Linked DNA regions of Homo sapiens: region 2 is linked to region 1. A link is an interaction called in ENCODE POLR2A ChIA-PET data of the cell type or tissue named here. Cell type or tissue: HepG2. All regions are shown on one strand. Links, peaks and the distances in the headings refer to the core of each region. The heading gives the core; the rest is flanking DNA.

Region 1 (2,929 bases), core at 340-2,839:
TAGCTGACCAAACTCTGCAAATTGTGTACAAATTTAGTGCAATCTCTATTAAAATTTCAGTTGACTTTTTTACAGAAATTGAAAAGCTGATCCTACATTTTGTATATGAATGCAAAGGAACCTGAATAACCAAAACAAGCTTGAAAAAGAAGAGTGTTGGAGGGCTTCCATTTCTCAATTTCAAAACTTTCTATAAATCCTTAGTAATAAAGACAGTGTCATATTGGCATAAGAATAGATCTATAGATAATAAAATAGACTTGAGAGTCCAGAAATGAATCCATGCATATTGTGAATTGATTTTCAGCAAGGATGCCAAGACAATTCAAAATAGTCTTTTCAACAGTGATGCTAGAACCACTGGATAGCCCCATGCAAAAGAATGAGATTAGATCACACTTGCATAAACTACACAGCAAAAAATAGCAAAAAAAAAAAAAAAAAAAAAAAAAGGGTCAGAGACTTAAATGTAAGAGCTAAAACTATACAACTCTTAGAAGCAAACATAGGGGTATATTTTTCTGATTTTGGCTTAGACAATGATTTCTTGGATACAACCCTGACAGCACAAGTGACAAAAGAAAAAAAGATATCCAGAATGATCCAGAATGAAAAGTGTTTGTGCTGCAAATGATACCATCACGAAAGTGTACAGATGACCTACAGAATGGGGGAAATACTTACAAATTAAATATTAAATAAGGGATTTGTATCTAGAATAAAGAACTTTTACAATTCAATAATGAAAACTCATTTAAAAAATGAGCATAAGATCTAAATAGATATTCCTCCAAATATGATACACAAATTGCCAATGAATACATAAAAGATGTTCAATCTCATTAGGGAAATGCAAATGAAAGCCACAATGAGATTCCACTTATTGCTAGGATGGCTAAAATAAAAAAGTCAGATAACAAATACTTACAAACACATGGAGAGATGAAAGTTCAAATACAGTCCTGGCGGAAATGTAAAATTGTATGGCCAAACTGGAAAACAGTTTGGCCATTATTCAAAAAGTTAAACATTGAATTACCATATGACCCAATAATCCCACTCCTAGATGTATCTTGAAGAGAAATGAAAACATGCATTTCCATAGCATCTTACAAATGAATGTACATAGTAGTGATATTCCTAATAGCCAATAAATGGAAACAATCCAAATATCCATCATTGGTGAATGGATAAACAAAGCGTGGTATATTCATATAATGGAATATTATTTGCCCATTAAAAAGAAATGGATTACTGATATATGCTACAACATGGATGAACCCTGCAAACATCATGCCAAGGGACAGAAGCCAGTCACAAAAGACTACGTATTGTATGGTTCCATTTAGTATATAAAATGTCCGGAATAGGCGAATCTATAGGACAGAAAGTACACTGATGGTGTTTTGGGAATAAGAGTGTAGGTAGATAGAGGGTGGCTAGTGATTGCTAATTTTTTTTTTTTTTTTTGAGTTAAAAAAGTGCTATAAAATTAGAATGTAGTTATGGTTGTACAATTATTTGAGTATACTAAAACAGCTGTACAGTATACATAGGTAGATTTTATGGTATGTGCATTATATTTCAGTAAAGTTCTTTAATAAATTAGCTAATGCTTATTGTAGAAAAGTTGGAAAATACCAAAAACCATAAACAGGAAATAGGAAAAAAAGTAATCCTGACTGTATATCTGGAAATCTTTTCGTGGGGTATGGGGTATGAATCACACATATTAATTTTAATTTCCTGCTTTTTCAATTAAATTGAGAAAGTTTGGGAACCTCTGGCTTAATCATTATTTATCCACTTCTCTGTTGTTGGATGTTAGATTGCTTCTAGTTCATATGTAATTTTATAATTTTAGTTGACATGTCATTATGGATTCTTGGGCATAAACGTTTATATGAATTTTGAATATTAGGAAATAATCTTGGAAGCTATATTAGTTTTCTAAAGCTATTATAACAAATTACCACAGATGGAGTGCCTCAAAACAACAGAATTTTACTCTCTTACAGTTTCAGAGACCAAACATCTGAAATCAAGTGGTTTGCAGCGTTGGCTCCTTCTGGAGGCTGGAAGGAGCATCTGTTCCATGCCTTTCTCCTAGCTTCCCATGACTGCCAGCCACCCTTGGAATTTCTTGGCTTTTATCTTAGTCAGTCTAATCTCTGCCTCTGTCTTTCCATCTCCTTCTCTGTGGGTGTTCCTTCTCCCCTTCTGTTTTGTAAGGATAGGCCTGTCATTGGATTTAAGGCCCACCTTAATCCAAGATGATCTCATTTTAAGATGTGGGACTTAATCACATTTGCGAAGACCCTTTTTCCAAATAAGGTCGCATTCACAGATCCCTACCATTCAACTCACTATGGAAGCAATGGGATGGGAGGTACCATTCAACTCACAGATTCCTACCATTCAACCCACTATAAAGCAGTGGCATATGAAAAGGATGGGAGGTTGCTATGGGAATGGTCTGCCCCAGATGCAGGTAAAATGGGGAAGCATTTTATATAGAATGGAAAAACAACAGTAAAGCTGGCTAAAACTTGATCTGCTTTTTACAGTCATGTGCTGACAATTCTAAACATTATCAATGATAAAATACTTCTCCCTCATGATATTAACTGTGCAATTTTTGCTGCCCCTGCTACATACATGCTTTATTGCTTGGAAACAGGATTACTTGGTGAAATAATGTGAATCTTTCAATTCTCATGATACATGTTTTCAACTTAATATCCAGGGTGCAGGAATATATATTCCCACCAACTTTATACAAGATAATACAAATATAATAGTATGAATAAATATGCTAATTTGATAGAAAATATTTTAATATTTACTACTAGTGTAGTTGGACGTGTTAAATATTGCAATGGTTATTTGTAATCTACCTTTATAAAATTTCTAATGTCTGCCACTGTTT
Region 2 (2,929 bases), core at 340-2,839, 60 kb after region 1:
GCCTGAGAGGAGGTTGGGTTTAGAGAATGCTTTCATTGTAATGTTTTAAAGCTTTTTATTTATAACTATAGTTTATTTGGACTTTATGATTTACCAAGTAACTTTAGATGCAAATATGGTAGTACTGTGAAGATTATGGTTTTTGAATGAAGTCACTTTGTGGCATGATGGTATAGAATAAGATATTTTCATAGTGAAAATGGAGATAAGACATGTCCCATTCCCTAGAATAGACTGTCACTGCTCTCGTTGCCTCCAAGGAGGAAACTGTTATAGGAATGATTGACATGGAGGTTCATCTGTAGAATATGGACAGCCCTCTACAAATTGGGAACAAGGGCCAGGACACGAAATATAGTGACAGCCTCTGGCCTGGGAGTCTAGACAGTGGTCAAAGGCAGGATTCATGGAGTTTTCCAAGATAAGATTCAAGACCCAAACTATGAATGAAAGCCAGGCTGAGGCTGGCACCAAGTAGAGGCCTCCAATAATGTTGACCCAGCGGGGCTGCATTGTTCACTGCCCCCTCCTGGGAAGGAGGAACCAATGACAATGGAGCATCTAAGAGACAAGAGAAAGGGAGTGTAAAGGTGAGGATTCCATGGCTTTACACTCCAGAAACTCAGGCTAGCTTGTTCTCACTGAAGCAGTCATACCTTCTCGAAGGCAACTAGGTGGATTACAGAATTGTGCTGGGTCCTATGGAGTGTCAGAAATAGTGAAGCTTCTGGAGCTTCACTGTCCAATATGGTAGCCACGTGTGACTATTAAAATGTAAATTAATTAAAATTAAAAGTTCAATTGCTCTGAAATAGCAGCCACATTTCAAATCTTCAGTAGCCAGATGTGGTTATTGGCTACCATATTGGGTAGCACCGATATAGAACATTTCTACCATAGTAGAATGCTCTTTTGGATACATCTGCTTTAAAGCATTAGTCCCCAAAGTGTGAAGGATGAACCACTTGGGTTCCGAGAGGAAACATTATAACTTCTGTTTATCCATTAAACTCTTTCATTTATTATTAAACATCTCAACACATTTATTGGGTGGCAGGTACTGTTTTAAGTGTTTTGCATATATTTACATGTACTGTCCTTTCAAATATTCTTTGAAATAGGACTATTGTTGTCCATATTTCACAGATGAGGAAAGAGATGTGCTAAGAAAAGAGGTGGCAGAGTAGGGATTCCAGCTCAGTAGCCACTTTCAGGGTCCCGTACTTTTCAATGTAAGCATATTGGCTCTCAATTTAAAAATGTTATTTTTTACAGATAGTACACAGATGCACTGACACAGGTACCCTCTCCAGTCCTCTGATGGTCAGGAATTGTGTGCAGTATGCAGTACATTCCAAAGTCAGGCTGGCCATTTCCCCAGGGAGAGGGTCCATGTTGGAACCTTTGCTCCTTGTGGACTTTAGCTTTGAAATGTATTGTAGTTTTGCATGTGTGCTTAGTTGGATGGATTGAGACATCAGATTATGTGGTCTGAACTAAAGCAACCGTCACAGAATGAACAAGAGACTTACAAACATTTGTGCAAAAAGATCAGTGTTTGGATATAGTTCTTAGAATAGCAAATAGTAAGAAAAGAGCAGGATTGGTACTTCACCTACTCCTAATAAAAGCCCTTCATCTTGTGCAAAGTAAACACAATCACAGTTTGATCAGAAGTGGTCAATGGAAAAACAAAAATCTAAATTAGCAAAGAGAAATTTGAAATTGCATGCATTATTTTTAAAGATGAACATTGCTTTAACCTATACCATTCCTGGAGGTAGTAGCTAATAGAATGATCCAAGTTTATAATTTGTAAATAAGTAGACATCTTTTGAGGCGTATGCCCTTAATTTTTCTAACTGATGAAAGCGTACTTCCATCAACTCAAGACAGTTCAAAGCAGCTTGGAGCCTCTTGGATTTTAAAAAGACTCTGTGGCCTCTGTCTCTCTTGGTTTTCAGTGCTCAGCTGAGGTCTACTCTGTTTATCCTCTGCCTACTAGAAGGATATCCTTTCAATAGAGGTGAAAATCCTGAAATAAAAGGTTTCATAAATGGGGAAAAAAGTCATTGATTGAAAGAGTCATGGCATAGATGCTGAAGTTTTGATGGGAACTTTGCAGGATGTTCGTTTGTTTATCATTAGCCCTGGGAGAGTCATCCCTCACCTCCCACCACCCCTTAATTTAAAGGGATTTAAAATATTTTCAAGTACATCCTGATATCAGCACGTGGTACACTGAGCCTAGTTGATGGAATTGTGAAAAAAAAAAAGAATGTTTTCCCAACAATTTGGCTGTATTTGCCAGAACTGTTTCAAGAATGCTATGACTTTTGCTCAGGGCAAGGGAAGTGTGTGTGTGTGTGTGTGTGTGTGTGTGTGTGTGTGTGTGCGCGCGCCTGCATGTGTACTGTGGATGTGATAAGAGCTGTGTTTGTGAAAACTGTGAAGACATAACACATATCTATGAACCTTTTCTATTAATCTTCTTGGGGCTGGAGCTTTAAAATAAAATAAATAACTTTTCTGCAGAGAGAGAACCTTTCCTTACCCAAAGATTTCGTAACTTTCTCACATCCTTGGTTAAGGCTGAGCTGCCTAGCTGTCTGCATTTCTGATAGGTTTTGCTTTCATACACATTTCAAGGACTTAAGAAATCTGTTTCTAAAGAATAACTTAGAATGTGCTTGTTATGGTCCCACCTATTCTGGGGAATAGGTGGATATTATACATTTATTTAGGTGGAATGGTGGGTCAGATGGCTTCATGTCTTTTTACATCACAGTTCCACAGCCCTCATTAGTGAAGCAGAGGTTGAAGGAGGTCACTTGCTTTTTATCCCAATGTCAAATAACTCCATAATTTTTTTTATTATTTTTTGAGACAGAGTCTTGCTCTTTTGGCCAGGCTAGAGTGCAGTGGCGCG

What was found. Peaks named below come from ENCODE experiments on the same cell type or tissue, not always from the same donor. Only the 100,000 strongest peaks of a DNase experiment are listed, where the experiment ranks them.
Region 2: POLR2A ChIA-PET joins it to region 1 with 5 read pairs; 2 of 35 experiments call an interaction of 5 or more read pairs at or near these places.

What each region holds. Positions count from the first base shown.
Region 1 is chr16:78,419,199-78,422,127 of GRCh38, forward strand. All of the region lies in intron 6 of WWOX (WW domain containing oxidoreductase), which reads left to right. Among named protein-coding and RNA genes, the nearest start is that of WWOX-AS2, 79 kb to the right of the region's middle. RefSeq lists an enhancer at 1,977-2,710. In HepG2, for the core only: no CTCF peak of the experiment used is centred there; no DNase peak of the experiment used is centred there.
Region 2 is chr16:78,479,371-78,482,299 of GRCh38, forward strand. All of the region lies in intron 8 of WWOX (WW domain containing oxidoreductase), which reads left to right. WWOX-AS2 (WWOX antisense RNA 2) reads right to left here. Exons shown (of 2, transcript XR_007065129.1): 2 at 1-2,929. Among named protein-coding and RNA genes, the nearest start is that of WWOX-AS2, 19 kb to the right of the region's middle. In HepG2, for the core only: no CTCF peak of the experiment used is centred there; a DNase peak (open chromatin) is centred at 1,421.